Linked DNA regions of Homo sapiens: region 2 is linked to region 1. The links are chromatin loops, found by intact Hi-C in ENCODE. Cell type or tissue: A673. All regions are shown on one strand. Links, peaks and the distances in the headings refer to the core of each region. The heading gives the core; the rest is flanking DNA.

What was found. Hi-C counts contacts between places; a loop is a spot of excess contacts. Peaks named below come from ENCODE experiments on the same cell type or tissue, not always from the same donor. Only the 100,000 strongest peaks of a DNase experiment are listed, where the experiment ranks them.
Region 2: a loop joins it to region 1, with 2.7 times the contacts of the local background. A loop is called at or near these places in 1 of 110 quality-filtered maps.

Annotation. Positions count from the first base shown.
Region 1 is chr6:97,493,167-97,501,393 of GRCh38, forward strand. All of the region lies in intron 1 of LOC101927314 (a long non-coding RNA gene), which reads left to right. Among named protein-coding and RNA genes, the nearest start is that of MMS22L, 210 kb to the left of the region's middle. In A673, for the core only: a CTCF peak has its summit at 4,753; DNase peaks (open chromatin) are centred at 4,765 and 5,385; H3K27ac peaks cover 1,489 bases.
Region 2 is chr6:97,693,267-97,701,493 of GRCh38, forward strand. The region is part of intron 3 of LOC101927314 (a long non-coding RNA gene); the gene reads left to right. Among named protein-coding and RNA genes, the nearest start is that of MIR2113, 330 kb to the right of the region's middle. In A673, for the core only: no CTCF peak of the experiment used is centred there; no DNase peak of the experiment used is centred there.

The sequences.
Region 1 (8,227 bases), core at 2,792-6,791:
AGGGTAATTTTATTATGCAGAAAGAGGTTCAAATTCATCCTAGATGTTGAAGCTAAAGTTTCTGAAAATGCTGTTGCTTATGAAAGTGACAATTGGCTATGTTTCACAGGCTTTGGGACAGTTTTTCTTGAGGCTGTATATTGGTTCAGGCCTACTCTTGTTCCTATTTCAGCTAGGGCATCTTTCTGAATTTTTCAACTGGGGTATCTTGTCCTGCTTTTGACCACCTCTAGGAGGTTGCATATATTTGTTGTTAGGAATAACAAGGCACCTTATATTCCATGCCACCATCACTTCTTTATGATTCATTTGGACAGCTCTACCTACAGAAAAGCCTGGTTATCCTGAAAGTACATGCAATCCCAAAGATAGAACTTTAAAGAGAATAGATATGTGAATAATACATTGCAAATGAAGGTCAACTCCTAAATATCCAAATAGATTTTAATTCTGCTCAAGACAGATCAATAAAGCCAAATTTGATGATTTCAGGTATAGCTGATTTAGAGCTATTACCTTAAAACCAACTTGCTATTTCCTGTACCAATGAAAGATTGCATGACTTTTACAGTAAATGTTACTTAAAGAAAAAATTGCCCTTATAGTTCTTGGCCAAATATCTGGGGTCAGATGGAAAACCTTTGGAAGCTTAGCAATTTTGGCAGTTCCCCAGAGTTTAGTAGTATTAATGTTTTAGTTTCCTAATAACATTTTAAATTTCTTTAAATTCTCAAATAGATTATGTCATTTGAAAATATAGAATAATGTCAAAAAAGGAATATAATAACCTTGAGATTTTTAAATATTGATTTTGGAAGCTCTTCACACTTATATAATTTAATATAGTAATTGGTTGATTTGGGTTTTCTTTCCATTGTATTTAAATTCTTACAGGAATATTTTAACATAATAGGTTGCCAGCAGGAGCTTAAGTAGTAAAAATAAAGAATGGATGCCATTATAATAATTTTTGAGAAAATTTTCTCTATTTCTGTACTCAATAACTATTTATTTGTGCATTTATAGTTATATTCATCCCTGTGTCTTTACCTAGATTTGTTTACGGACTTCATACTCAAGTATAACTGGCTGCTGATACATTTTCACGGAAAGATCACCCTTGAGGCACTTCAAGCCCAACAGCTCCAAAATCAAATTTGTTATTTTTATACTTCGATTTTTCTTCCAAGTTCCTTAATTTGGTCAATGGTATCACCATCCATTATTTATTCAAACAAGAAACCTTTTAGTTATATTTAAATTTTCTTTTTCACCTTCCATATCCAATTAGTTACCAATTTTGATCCTGCTCTTTAATTTCTGAAATAATCTTTTTTTTTTTTTGCCATCTCCTTGTAACTGTTACTATAGCTTTCAAATTGGTCTCCTAGCCTATTCTCATTCCAAACTCACCCACTGAACCTGTCTTCTATTCTATCTTAGCCTAGGTCTTCCCCCAGAACAGATCCTGAGACAGGGCTCTCATGCTGGTTGCTTACTTTGGGAGGTGATCCTAAGGAACAAGAATGAGCTGCTGAGAAAAGTGAAACAAGCAAGGAGAGAGCAATGATCTGGATGCCTTATCAAGCTGGGTCCACCGGGGCAATTAGCACCCTGTCTTACTAAAGACTCCTGATGAGCTCTGTAGAATCTACCTCAGAATTGTACATCCGGGGGATGAAAACAGGGAGCATTTATCTACTAGCTTCCATTCTCCACTGTTCTAGAGTTTCTTAAAGGTGTTAACTCACATATTTTCAGGTTTAGTTGAACAGATGCCCACATGGGATTACACCAGAGAAATTCAACTGCAGAAAGCAAGATAGCAGGGCTAACTGCATGGGTGTTGATCTATGCCCTCACAGGCACCCACACTTTGAAGGTCCTAATGCTTGTTGCTCTTACTGTTTCAAAATTCATAATTATTTATGAACAAAAGAACTTGTGTTTTAATTTTCCACTGGACCCCTGCAAATTATGTAGCTGGCTTTGCCGGAGGCACAGAGTGGCCCTGAGGTGAGGGGCTTCCTGAAAGCAGTTGTCTCCCATATCAAAAGTTGCAGTAAAACAGTGAGCCAAGATAATGTGAAGTAAGACTTAAGAGGTATCCAGGACACATCCTGTGTCTTGCATCTATATCTGCGTGTCTGTGTTTCAAGACATGTGAGTCTGGGGCCTCTCTGCTTAGGGCAGTCCTTGAGGGCAACCATGTAGGCCATGATTCAGGCCTGGTGTGCTGGTTCCTCAGATTAAATGTGAGCGTGAGGTTATAAGCATTTCTGAATAAGCCTTCTCCTGTCTTCTCTGCACCTCCCTCCACCCCCAATTTTGAATTGAGGGGCTTATCCCTAAAATCAGCTGGGAAGATACTCCACCAACGTGGGGGAAGCACATATGGACGGGTAGGCCAGGAAGAACACCACTTTTGTTTGCCTGTTTCTTTTCTTAATGTGGTGATTGCTGTTCCAACCCAGAGCTTCGAGGAAGGAAGGGAAGCACATCCACAAAAAATGATTTAAGTAATTTACCGATATGTATGTCTTTTCTATAACATGTTTTTGCTATCTCTTATGTACCACTAAGGAATCTAAAGAAAAAGGTACAATTTGGGTGTATAATCTGAAATGCGCTATATTCAACTTGCTATTATATTTTTACTGGACAAATACTTTTGTCAGCTTTTAAATATCAAGGATCTGGGAGTGTTCTGATTGGTTCTAAGGTAAACTTTTGTTTTTGAGAAACAACAGAAGAAAAGGCTAGAAGCACAAAGTGAAAAGAATACATTTTATGAAAGAATAAAAAACACTGAAGTACTCCTATAAGATGTAGAAAATAGTCTCAAAAGGGCAGATCTAAGCATTATTGGCCTTAGGTAACAAATGCTTGTGAGGATGTGGTGAAAGGGAACTCTTGTACACTGTTGATGGGAATGTAAATTAGTACAACCACTATGGAGGACAGCTTGGAGCTTCCTCAAAAAACTAAAAATTGAGCTTCCATATGATTCAGCAGTTCCACTGCTGGGTATATACACAAAAGAAATGAAATCAGTTTGAAGAGAATCTGCACTCCCTATGTTTGTTGCAGTACTGGTTACAATAGCTGAGATTTAGAAGCAACCTAAGTGTCCATCAACCAAGGAATGGATACAGAAAATGTGGTACATATACACAATGGAGTACTATTCAGTCATAAAAAGAACGAGATCCAGTCATCATTATGTTAAGTGAAATTAGCAAGTCACTGAAAGACAAACATCTCATGTTCTCCCTTATTTGTGGGATCTTAAAAACAAAAAAATTGAACTCATGGACATAGAGAGTAGAAGGATGGTTAGTAGAGACTGGGAGGGTAGCGGGGACCCAGGGGCAGGTAGAGATGGTTAATGGGTACAAATAAAATAGTAGGAATAGAAGGAATGTAAAATAGTAGGAATAGAGGTAACAGTAGAAATAGAAGGAATGATTAAGACCTACTATTTGCTAGCACAATAGGATGACTATAGTCAATAATAACTTAATTGTACATTTTAAAATAAAGAGTGTAATTGGATTGTTTGTAACTCAGAAGATAGATGTTCAAGGGGATGGATACCCCATTCTCCATGATGTGCTTATTTCACGTTGCATTCCTGTATCAAAACATCTCATGTACCCCAAAATATATAGACCTACTATATATTCACAAATTTAAAAAATAGGAAAAAAATTTGAAATAATACATTTCATTTTTTTTCTTAGGTGACAATTGCCCCACAAGTTAAGGCATTGTCAAATAGTGTTTTTTATGGCTCAAAATCTGTAATGCAACACAGGGAGGGTTTCTAAGCTCTTCAATCAGAATTATCTAGCAAGCTAAATATGAATATGAACCCAGCCCAATATTTTGCTCATTGAATTGACAGTACTAGTTTTGGAATTTCAGTTGTAATTGAACTCTGAAGATAATCATTATCAATTTCTTTTCTCCCCACTCTACCCCCTTTTTCTTAGTATGAAACTATGAAGAAATGGGGATGACAAATGATAATTGTTTAGGACTATTTTTTTAATAGTCAAAAAAATAAATAAAACTATGTACATTTCATTGGATTATGGAAACAGTTACTGTTTAAGTGTTTCTTTTGTGAGTGTCTCTAGTTTACATGTATTCAATTTACAAGTAAATCATTGTGAAAAGAAAGTTGAAAGGATTTAATAAGATTTTGTTCATGTTAACATGTACAAATAATGTGTTTATATGCATATGCAGGGTACAAATGCATATGTTTATATGTGTATAAACACATAAATAAAAACAGGAATGATTCAAGCACAGGAATATGAAAGGCTATTATTGTTTTTGGGTGGTGTTTCTTCTCCAAAGAGGCAAATAGCTACATTCCACTGAACACCTGATTTTTCTTTGTGTCATTGTTGTAAATTAACTTGTTGTGATGATCTACATAAAAACTGATGACAAATTATTTTTGAAAAATGTGGACACATTCATCATGATCAGTTGTGATCAGCTGGAGTGAAGATATTCTTTGAAAATGAGGTGTTTTAAATTAAGATGCTTAAAAAGTACAAATAACAAAAGCCAACTGAGCAAAACCTCCAGCTTTTCAGACTTGGTATGTGAATGTGTCCATTTTTAATGAGGAAAATGAGGTCAGCATCAGTTGGGAACTTTCAGGAGAACACAGTGTACTGTACCAATTAGTGAGTCTTCTCAGGAGGCCGCAGTGACACAATTCTTTATCCTGCTGCCAGGTGGCGCTGTGCAGTAGTAGGTACAGTCTTGCACACTGCATAAAATGTCTGCTCCTGACATGGCAGTTTAATTGTATTACTAACCTGGTAACTGATTCTACTGGAAGTGTGAAAATAAACTTATTTTCCAAAGTTCCAAAATTCCAAATCATCTCTGTATAACTCTAGTTTAATCGGTCTAAATCCTCACTTTCGGTGGCAAGCTTCTGTGCTAGTGAATAAATCTTAAAAGACTAGATAAAAGACTCATGGTTTCCAAAAGCACTGTCTTTCATTATAACTGGTGCTTATGCCTTATAAACCCTCTGCTTTGAATTTAAATAAAGCAGTATTAAAATAAAACTCTTTTGTTGCAATAGAATGCTTTTTACTTTGGAAGAGTTAGACCAGAAGGAATTTAAAGGCAATGAATAGAAGAAATATCTTATAGCATTAGTTTAACATGTGTAAGCACACACTTTAATTTTTTTTAAGAAAAGACTTCTATTTAATTTTTTTTTCAAAAAATCTATTTTTGCCCATTTATTCCCCCAAGGATAGTTACAATCATTCTTAAAATGGTCAACTTTCTGTTTTTTTTTTTCTTTTGACGTGATGTAATTTGGTTCTTTTTCTTTGTTATGATAATGACCTGACTTCAAAATTACTCTTAAATCAATCTTCAGATAGGAAGTTCCCCAGCCCAATGCAGTTGGCATATATTAGATCCAAAATTATTTTAAATGTTTGATTTATTTGATTGCCATTACAAATTTAAATCCCCAAATTGTGTAAATGTATAAGGCAAATGTGCTCTTTGAGTGTGAAACACCTATCAGAAATATGATGTTTTGGGTTTTTAAGAGATGACATTTAAAAAATGTGAACGTTTTTGCAATCTATGTGAAACAGGACAGTTTTTCCTGTTGTCAACCGTATCTTTTCATGTTACAGAGTCATCTAGGCATTACAATGGTTAACAAAACAGGTGAATTTATAGATGTATCTTGATTGTATTGGTATTTATAAAGTCCCACGGTTTATAGAAAAAATTTCCAGAGAGAGGGGGCCATATTTAGCTGTAATTATTAAGTTTTTCATGCAAAATTTATTATGGCACTATGAGGAACTCGGAGTAGTATGAATGTGTGAATCAGTTTCATAGTGTTTGAAAGGAGAAATATTTTTATTGAATGTTAATTGGTGGGGACATATTTCTTAGAGTGGTTCTTATTGAATATCCATAATATGGTGGGGGTAGTTGAAATCAACTACCAGTTGGGCAAGAGTTGTGGCTTCAAGGAGATTTTACTTTAATTGATGACAGAAAATTCTATTTTGAAGGGAGTGTCATAGAAATAAAAGATGCTTATTAAAGAGTTACTGGGAGCAGTATAAATATTTTACAATAAAATGGAAGCTTAGCAAAGTACTGACATATCCCTATAATATGCTACTTTAACATCATGTTTTTAAGAATATATAATGGTATGGATAAATGCTCACCATTTATAATTGCAAAAAAAAGGTAGGCTATAAAAGGGCATATAATCTTTCTCCCTAACAACACACACATACGATAAACCCAATTTCATATTAAATAACAATAAAATATACATTAAAAAGATTTAAATATTTTCATCAAAATGTTAAAAGCAATTTTTTTTCTGGGTAGTAGGATTTTGAATGACTTTTTTTCTTCACATTTTGTGCTCTGGAAAATTTTCTTCACTACATGTATTATTTTTAAGTTATGAAAAATGCATTTTCTTTTTAAAAAGTAACAAAAATTATAGTATTATGTTCAGAAGTGCAAGATTTTGCACTTTTGCAACAGTTTGCAACATGCAAACATTTTATTGTCAATATATTTTATGAAACTGATAAAAAAATCTGGTTCTTTGCAATGCTGATATGTAATCTCCTCATTACCCTGAACCTGGGCTAAATTTTTACTCTGCGATATCTAACGGGCACTATTTTATATATTCATACCTTTTTAAAGATCTTTAGTTGCAATACATTTTGGATGTCTTGATAAGTAAATTTCTTTTATGTAGTTTTAAACACAAGCTTAATTTTGCCTTTCCACTGATTCATAATATATAGGCGAGGAGAGACAAAAAGTGGCATGAATAAATGTGCCTAAGGAAATCCTATTAAATGCTGGTTTCTAGGCTTCATTTTGTACTAATTGGCATCATTTTTCGAGCACTCACTGTGTGCCTGGCATTGTGCTAAGAGCATTTTAAAATACTTTATTTCATTCCCATGTTAACTCATGTTTGAGTTCATATTGTTCATATTGTTATTTCTATTTTATAGGCAAGTAATTGGGTCTTGGAAAGCTAATGGTTTACCAGAGGTCACAGAATCTGAGACTCTTTTTAGACTTAAAAATCTATGCTTTCTAATTGTAAATTAATCAGTTGTTTTACCACATAAATTACTTTCTAGGATTTAATTATTTTCTCATATTTAAAGTATAGGACTTGGATGAGGTTGCGGGGGTAAGAGGGTGGTGCTAAAACTCTTCCTAATAAGAGCTACTTTAAATTTTTCCAAAATTTTATGTTTGTATTTGGGGCTAAACCAAGTGTACTGATTAACAAGTTGTTGAGAGTGAAAAAAGCTTGGAAATTGAACAGATAGGTATACTTTTTACATTGTTAGTAGATAGGAAGTGACTGTCTAAGATCTCTGGATCCTCTAGGGAACTTTCAGACAATACTAGTTAGTGATTCTCATGTACCTTTTACTGGCCAAAATATATGTTAGTTAGCCTTCTGTTTTTTTAAAAAATGTTTGAGGTCTGTTTTAAAGAGTGTCTGTAAGAAGGATATAGCAGTAATAAGAGGGATTAGTTACAAGTAGGTAAGGGCAGAATTATTTATTTGTTACAAAAAGTCCAATAACGTTTAAAGGCAATGATTGTCAGGTTAGAAAACAATTCATCATAGTGAAAAAAGTAATGCAATGAAAGGAGAAATAATAGAATCTCATAATGGGAGAATAGACTCTATATTTGAAAATATTTTGCTGAGAGCACCCTGATACCAGGAACAGATGAAGTGAGTGACCTCACAGGGCTTTTCTAATTTCTGTGATTCCGTAACGGAGCACTCTGAAGGTACCTTGCTTATGACATTTCTGGATTTACATTTTACCACATAATGAACTGCTGAATGATTTTGGTTGAAACAGTTTCCATATTATTGGACGAGTCACCTCATTATTGAATGGAACAACTTCACAAAGATTAAAACTGGAACTTGACTATAATGATTTTCTAAGTTCATTTTATAATCAGTGATGCAATGCTTCATATTCATATTCATAAATATAAAAGGTTTTGGGGACTCTACATGTCAATATCATATGCCATTAAACTTATGCAATTTATTTTTATAAAATACAAAAAATGACCAGAATGATATGGAAACTATAGAGTGCATATTTCCTTTTTATTAGTACTTTTTTCCTCCCATCTC
Region 2 (8,227 bases), core at 1,879-5,878, 200 kb after region 1:
TCTCGATCTCCTGACCTCGTGATCCCCCCGCCTCAGCCTCCCAAAGTGCTGGGATTACAGGCATGAGCCACCGCGCCCGGCCAAAACATAGGCTATATTAGATAGTCATAAGGAGCAAGAAAAAAAATTAAACTGGGAAGGGGGATAGAAAGTGTCAGGTGTGTATGTGCATGCATGTGTGCAATTTTAAATAGGGTAGTCAAGGAAGGTCTCACTGAGGAGGTGACATTGGAAAAAGACTTAAAGGAGTGAATTTGCTGATGTCCAGAGAAAGAATTTTAGGTAGGAGGAAAATCAAGTGCAAATGCAAGTATATGCCTGGCATATGCAAGGAAAAGCAAAGAGACCAGTATGGGTGGACTGGATAAGGGGGAATGGGGGAGATACGTTCAAAGATTTATTAGCAGAGATTTTGCTTTCTTTATATGTTTTTAATTTCTAGTGTTGTTTGACTTTTCACTTTTTCTTGATTATAATTAAGGGATTTTTTAATGTTTTAAAGCATAGCTTTATTTTTTAAAAATGGTTGTGTGTTTTTAAAATTTCTCTTTCTATTTTCTTTCTTTTCCCTTGTTTTCCATTGACTTTTAAAATTATTTGGCTAACTTCTCAAATTAACTTCATTTACTTTTGTTCCTTTTCTTTTAATAGTGAAATGATTAATTAGAGTTTATATTTTGCTTTGAAAAGAATTGTGATTGAATCATAATTTTTACATTTAGTGTTCTCTTTCTTGTTTTTTTAAATTACTTTGCAAGTTATTTTTAAGTATGAGCTTTTCTGCTTATACAACAATATGTTCATGCTAGAAACAGAAGAAAATCTTCAAAGGAGATGGAAGAAAATAAATCATGAGTTTACTCACATATGAATATATTCATTTATATATATAAATACCATATTTTTACTTAAAATTAAGATAATACTTTATAGTTTTTAAATGGACTTATTCCATATTGGGCTGAAAAAGTTTTAGACATTGTAATTAACTTTTTACTGAGGAAATGTATTTTTGTATTTTGTAATAGAAATATTAAAGCCATAACAGAACATGTAATAAATGTAAATTCCCCCTGCGTCCTACATTGCCAGAATTCTCCACTTGCCCTAGCTAAAGACAATCACTGTTACTAGTTTGCTATGTGTCTTTGCAGAGGTATTCTATCACAAGAAGTAGCATGTTGTTTTCTTTTCTTTATGGTCAGAATATCTCCTCTGTTTCTTGTGCCACTTGTAGCTATATTTGTGAGCCATTGTTTTACTAAATCTAATTCAGTTAGGTTTTAAGTCGATGGAGATTCTATCCAGATTTGGCAGTGGCTGTTGATTCTTGTTTCTAGTATTTATTTTCATTTTGAATTTTTCTGTTTTGCCTTAGGTATTTTACTGATGAATTTGGAAGCCTGAATTAAGGACTAATTTATTCAAAACACTACTTCTCAGGAGAGTTTTATATTTTTTCTTCCTTTTATTTGTTTCTCTTTTCTGTTTTTTTATATCAAATAATTTTTCTTTTATAACTTATATTTTTCTTGTAAGCCACTATAAGTTCCTTTTGGAAAGACATGGTCTACAAATCAATCTATATAATATTTTATTATTGAACTATAAAAGAATTACTGTCCCTAGATGTCCATCATCAAGAAACTGGAAATATAGGCTGGGCGCGGTGGCTCATCCTTGTAATCCCAGCACTTTGGGAGGCTGAGGTGGATGGATCACTTGAGGTCAGGAGTTCAAGACCAGCTGGCCAACATGGTGAAACTCCATCTCTATTAAAAATAGAAAATTAGCCGAGTGTGGTGGCGCGTGCCTATAATCCCAGCTACTCGGGAAGCTGAGGCAGGAGAATCGCTTGAACCTGGGAGGCAGAGGTTGCAGTGAGCCGAGATCGCACCACTGCACTCCAGCCTGGGTGACAGAGCGAGACTCTGTCTCAAAAATAAATAAATAAATAAATAAATAAATAAATAAATAAATAAATAAATAAAATAAAATAAAAAAGAGAAATTGGAAAAACAAGCCTTGGTACAAATGCTGTACTAACTGTTAAAAATATATTTTAATTGACTTGGAAAGATGTTTGTGAATTTTTTCTGAGAGAAAGAGCAGGTCACATAGTACTGTGCATATTGACATGATTTTAATATAGGACTGTTTATGTCCATCTGTCTATCCGCGGAGGCGGGCGGATCACGAGGCCCCTTCCATATATGCCCATATTTATATATGTCTATAAAGAGGTCTGGAAGGGAATTTGGCAAACAGTGACAATCTCTGGGTGGTATACATCTTGTATGAATTTTATAATCTCTCATTTATACTTCTATTGGTTGTCTGAATTTTCCATATATACCTAAATAATTTTATCAAAAAACTTTTATGTTTCTAAAGGATATATGGCAAATTTCTTTAAATAATTATTTTGCTCAGAATGCCACAGTTTAAAAGGCTACTTGTTAACCTACAGTTAACATATTTTTTCAAACTTCACCTGTATTTACCTCTAATTTAAAACCAACGAAAGGTAACAACACATTGGCATTTTGAATATTATTCAATAGGTTGCGATTTCTGTTTACAGAGAATGCACAGTACTTTGAAACCAATTTTATATGTTGCTTTTAATGATGAATGGACAATTTTATCCTAATTTCTTGTCAGTTGGTATTTTAGAAACATTTCTAAACAAAGCTCCCTGAGGAACATGGAAATCATACTTTCCTTTTTTAGTTAAGTTATATCTTTAAAAACTATCAAGTAGAGTCTCTACATTAAATAAGCTTTGCAGTTTGTTCGTAATGCACATGTTTGCTCTGCAGTTTCAGGAACAGGAGTATCAGAAAGCTTCTGTGTAGAAGCTGGTTATTTAATATCCAGGCTCAGTTTACCAGGACCTTTATTTCATTACAAGAACTCTTCTATAATGATAAGCTACTTGTAACATCAAAGCACAAGAGACATTATCTCTTCCTCCCCATAGCCCATGATCTAAAAGCTTGTCTTTTTATCTTTGTTTGAAAGAGAAAACATGTATTTCAAAAAAGCCTCAGCAGATTGTGGACATGGCATAAGTAGGCTCTGGGCATAGTCTAATTTTTTTTCCCCTTTTTCTGTGTGTTTTGTCTTATGTTTCAGTATTATGCTTTTTCGGCTTTTTTGGGGGGAATAAGATAAAGGAATTTTGTTTTAAACTAATTGTGAGAAGGAAAATGCCTTCTAACTGGTATATATATATATATATATATATATATATATGCACACTTATATATGTTATATGTATATAACATAGTCACTTTTCAACCAAAATTACTTGTTGAGTCTCTTAGAAAATAAGGGAAGTGGCTGGGCATGGTGGCTCATGCCTGTAATCACAGCACTTTTGGAGGCTGAGGTTGGTGGATCATTTGAGGTCAGGAGTTCGACACCAGCCTGACCAACATGGTGAAACCCCATCTCTACTAAAAATACAAAAAAAGTTAGCTGGGCGTGGTGGTGCATCCCTGTAGTCCCAGCTACTCGGGAGGCTGAGGCAGGAGAATCTCTTGAACCTGGGAGGCAGAGGTCGCAGTGAGCTGAGATTGCACCACTGCACTCTAGCCTGGGCTACAGAGCGAGACTCTGTCTCAAAAAAAAAAAAAAAAAAAGCGTTTTTGTAGACTTTTTTTTTTTTTAGACTTTAGGGAAAGTTTTAGGAGTCTAAAATTTGAACACTTACAATAGAGCTAGAAAACTAGAAGCCCCTGAATGATGAAGTGGAATGTCAGTATACCTGCCGGCTTTTGATTCTCTATCAAATACACGATATTGGGGGCAAAACAAAGATGGATATGATACACAGATGAAACCCAGGGAAAAGAAACTTTTCTAAATAAATTATCCAAATGTTTGCTTTTCATTTGACCTGAGCTGTACCTCTCAATATCATATATGTAGGGACTTTGGTTAATCATGTTATTTCTATTTGCACAGGGACACACAATCATTAACAGTTTGTAAATGCTTTTGATGATAATTTCACATGGCTGCATGAGAAAAAAATGTTAACATTCTGTCTTGGACTGTGTGAATGCCTCTAATTTTTTATGTGAAAAATTACAAACACCAATATTTGCTTTGTTGGTTTATAATCATTAGAAACAGAGATAAATTAATGGAAGATATATTTTTGGTGATTAGAGGAACAGACATGAAGTAAATCTGGTTCTTGAAATTATACTCTTTTGCTTGTTAAGTAAAATACTGAATGTCAGTTAGAAGGGTAATATTGACATTTAGTATTTTACTTAACAAGCAAAAGCATATGATTTCAAGAACCAGGTTTACTTCACTTCTGCTGGAATGTTCCCAAACATTCCAGACTGTTCTGACATGAGGTCACCATCATGGTTAGTCAGCAGGGTGAGATGCTGGTGTCATGAGGGTAGACTAAGGTTTTATAATTCATTCAGAAAGACATTTGGATGACCAGGCTATACCACACTGGGTCTCTCCTCCCAGGCAAGAAAAATGAAGTTTCTTGTCATTTTCTTATCTATCTGGTGCTCATTCTTGTATTTGTCCACTTAAAAATATTTATTTGCTCTCCCACCATGTGCCAGACCCTATGCTGTATATGCAATAAAATGAGACTAAGACCCCTACCATTAAATAGCTTACAATATTTCAGAGGAGACAGTGATAGAAGCAGTTACAAAACAATAAATCAATTAGGGAATGCAATGAGAACACAATAAATCAAACAGACAATGCTATAAGAAGAGGGCACACACAGTACTTTCCTGAAGGTACTGGGGTGGCTTCTCAGAGGAGCTAAAGTCTGGCATTTGACAGGAAGAGAAGTTGGGCAAAGCCAATCTTGACAGAAGAATGTCATGTTTAAAGGCACTGAGGTATTCAGGATACCAGGCAAAGGTGCACATGGAGGAAGGGTAGGAGATGAGACTGTCCAGATAGACGCCACTTCCCACATGCAAAGTTTTGGAGTTAGAATGTTATATTATAGCTAAAAATGTACATATATTCAAATTATATTAAAGTTACAATTCAAAGATGGGTAACACGTGAACAATAATCAGATTTGCAATTTTGAGTGACCAACCAGATAGTATTGTGTTGATTTGGAATGATGTGAGACTGGAAATAAGGAAATCCTTTAGGCAGTGCTTTGGAAGTACAGCTTAACTATTTATGAATTACTCCTTCTAAACTCCTGCCTTTTCCTCATATACTCCTGGTAGATACAGGATAGATATAGATTTTAGTAAGACGGAAAATTGGGGAAAAAAAGTATTCATTGAAACAACTTGTTACTGTGCTGTCTCATGAAAGTCTTATAGGAGGCCAAAGTTTGCTTAACTGTATAAACATGAAGCAGGAAGTCTTTCATAACGTATTTTAAACTTGAGTGAAATATATGCAAATGCATCAATATAATTCAAAGAAGAAGGTTTTAAACGCTGGAGAATAAATTCAAACCACCAACTAATATTGGAATACAGATATGAATCTCCTGGCTCAAAACCAAAGAGTGCTTAAAGGAGAAGGTGACAATTATATATTGAAGAAGAGAATTGCTTCAATAGGTATTTGACTGTATGGAAAAGGATAAGGAAAGATATTGGAGACATTTGGTAACTGAATAGTTTGGATGATCTCAGTATGTATGGGGAAGTATTTGATTCTGGACTCCAGAGTCACATGGGCAATTTTCATGATATTTGAATGTGTCACCAAAGATGACAGTTTTTTTTAAATGTATATATAGACAATGTGGAAACACTGAAAGTTTTTAAGGGAAGAATTGACTAGTTCAAACTTATAGAGTAGGAAGACAGCTGTGACAGCAATGTGTGGGGAAATTGTATGTAGGAGATACTGGAAGCAAGAGAATGTTAGAATATCGCAATAATCTCAGCAAGAAAAATGAAATGTTGAACATAAATTTTCCTGACATAAGCTGACTGAAATGCCAGCTACTAGATTAATAGAAAGGTTTAGTATGGCAAATATAAGTGTCTCTTTTCAGGTACTCTGTTTCCACCACAGAAAGTAGACATTAAAGCCATATGTGTATGGGTGCCCTGACAATAATTTGCTCAAAATTTTACTTTCAACCAATCTTCACTGCATCAATTTTTTTAAAAAAGCTATTATGTCAAATGAATACTTTTCTCAGTGGTCCAGTGAGCTTGGGTTGTAGTTAGCAAAGTCTAAGTTCTAAGCTTATAGCACCTGACAATACAAAATACTTTTCTTTTAAAGAATTTCTGTGATGATTTTTGCTTAAAATTTGTTTGACTTCACCTGTTTTCTCAGCCAGTATTGTGTCATTTTGTAGAAAGGACATTTAACCTAGTGGCCCACTGAGGCCTTCTGCCATGGACCTGCTGTGCGTACTTTGCTAAAATGGCTGCAGGGCTTAGACCTTGTCTAGGTCTGTTTGTCCATCTTCACAATGAAGATGTTGGATGAAAACATCACTAAGCCTCATGTGAACCTTACAGTCTTGAAAATCTATGTTTATCCAGTAGAACCAAACAAAAGTAAAACTTAAATTCTGCATTAAGATATACAAGCAATCAAACAACTGGTCTACTCATTTTGACTGTCTTAAAGTATCTGAAAAAAATTTATTAAGCCTGAAAGTTAATAACTATTGGGTTGCCACCTCCTCTGATGTTCTAAAACATTTTTTGTGTGTGTATAAATTTTAGTGTTCTAAATCCTTTGATCTCTCTATTGTATGTTCTCAAGCTTCCCTCCAGTCCTAGAGCAACTTGCTGTGAGTTATGAGCTGGGAGAGGTGATTAGGAGATAATATATAAACAATTAGAAGACAAGATGTCACTGATGTTGCTATTATGAAGAAAACACACACAAATGTTTTTTTGAGAGGTTAGAAGACCCCTGTCCAGCAGCAAAGCTTTCGTATGTAGGCTGTGTGTGTGAATGTTTGCTACAATGAGACTCTGCCTCTAGCCTGCTAAGTGATTAGGATAGTATCATGGTGGAAGATCACTCATGTTTATTTATGACTGAATGATTTTATTGAGGATGGCGTAGAAACCCCTTACCGCCGCATGCACTTTCCTACTGCCACGTTGCCACCAAATATGGGTTAAGGGCATTAGAAAAGAAATCCCACATGCAGCCGGGCATGGTGGCTCACGCCAGTAATCCCAACACTTTGGGAGGCCGATGCAGGCGGATCACGAGGTCAAGAGATCGAGACCATCCTGGCTAACACAGTGAAACCTCGTCTCTACTAAAAATACAAAAAATTAGCCGGGTGTGGTGGCGGGCGCCTGTAGTCCCAGCTACTCAGAGGCTGAGCCGGGAGAATGACGTGAACCCGGGAGGCAGAGCTTGCAGTGAGCCGAGATGGCGCCACTGCACTCCAGCCTGGGCGACAGAGCGAGACTCCGTCTCAAAAAATAAAATAAAATAAAATAAATTAAAAAAATAAATAAAAGAAACCCCACATGCTATGTCTGTTTGGATTAACTTCACAAACAAAATACAGGGAATATAAAGAAATATGAATGAAGGAATTATAAACCAGGTATAAAACTAAGAAACTTAATTTTTAACTATGGCTTGGGTTATCTAAACGTGTACATACATATAATATATGTGATTATATATGTAAAATACATATATATATACACAAAAATACTGAGGATTTGGGGCATCTTAGCCTCTGAGCTACCAGTTCCTCTAATGTTCTAAAACATTTTTATTTGTTATTATACTTTTATATATTTAAACACACACATATATATGCATATATATATACGCGTATATATATGCGTGTATATATATATACACGCATATATATGTGCAGAAATGCAGTCCAGTTTCATTCATTCACAATGGCAATAATATGGTCAGGAGGGGACATTTGGTAGATTTATAGGACAAACGGATATTTGTGTTCTGAATTTTTTTTGTTTCCTTTGGTTTACCATGTTTTCAATTCACAACTTGCTTGAGCATTGCACAGATTGGTAGAATATGATTTTATTAATAAAGCTCAATCTAAATGCCAGAAATTTAGGTTGTGGTATGTTACTTACTAGGCTTCTTATGTGGAACCAATGCTAAAAAAATAATTACATATGCACACTATAGTTCATATTTTAATAGGTCTTCACTGAGACCTACTATGAGCCCTAGAGGCCAGCTCAGTCACAATTTTTGAGCTGAAACTCCTTTTAAAGACACT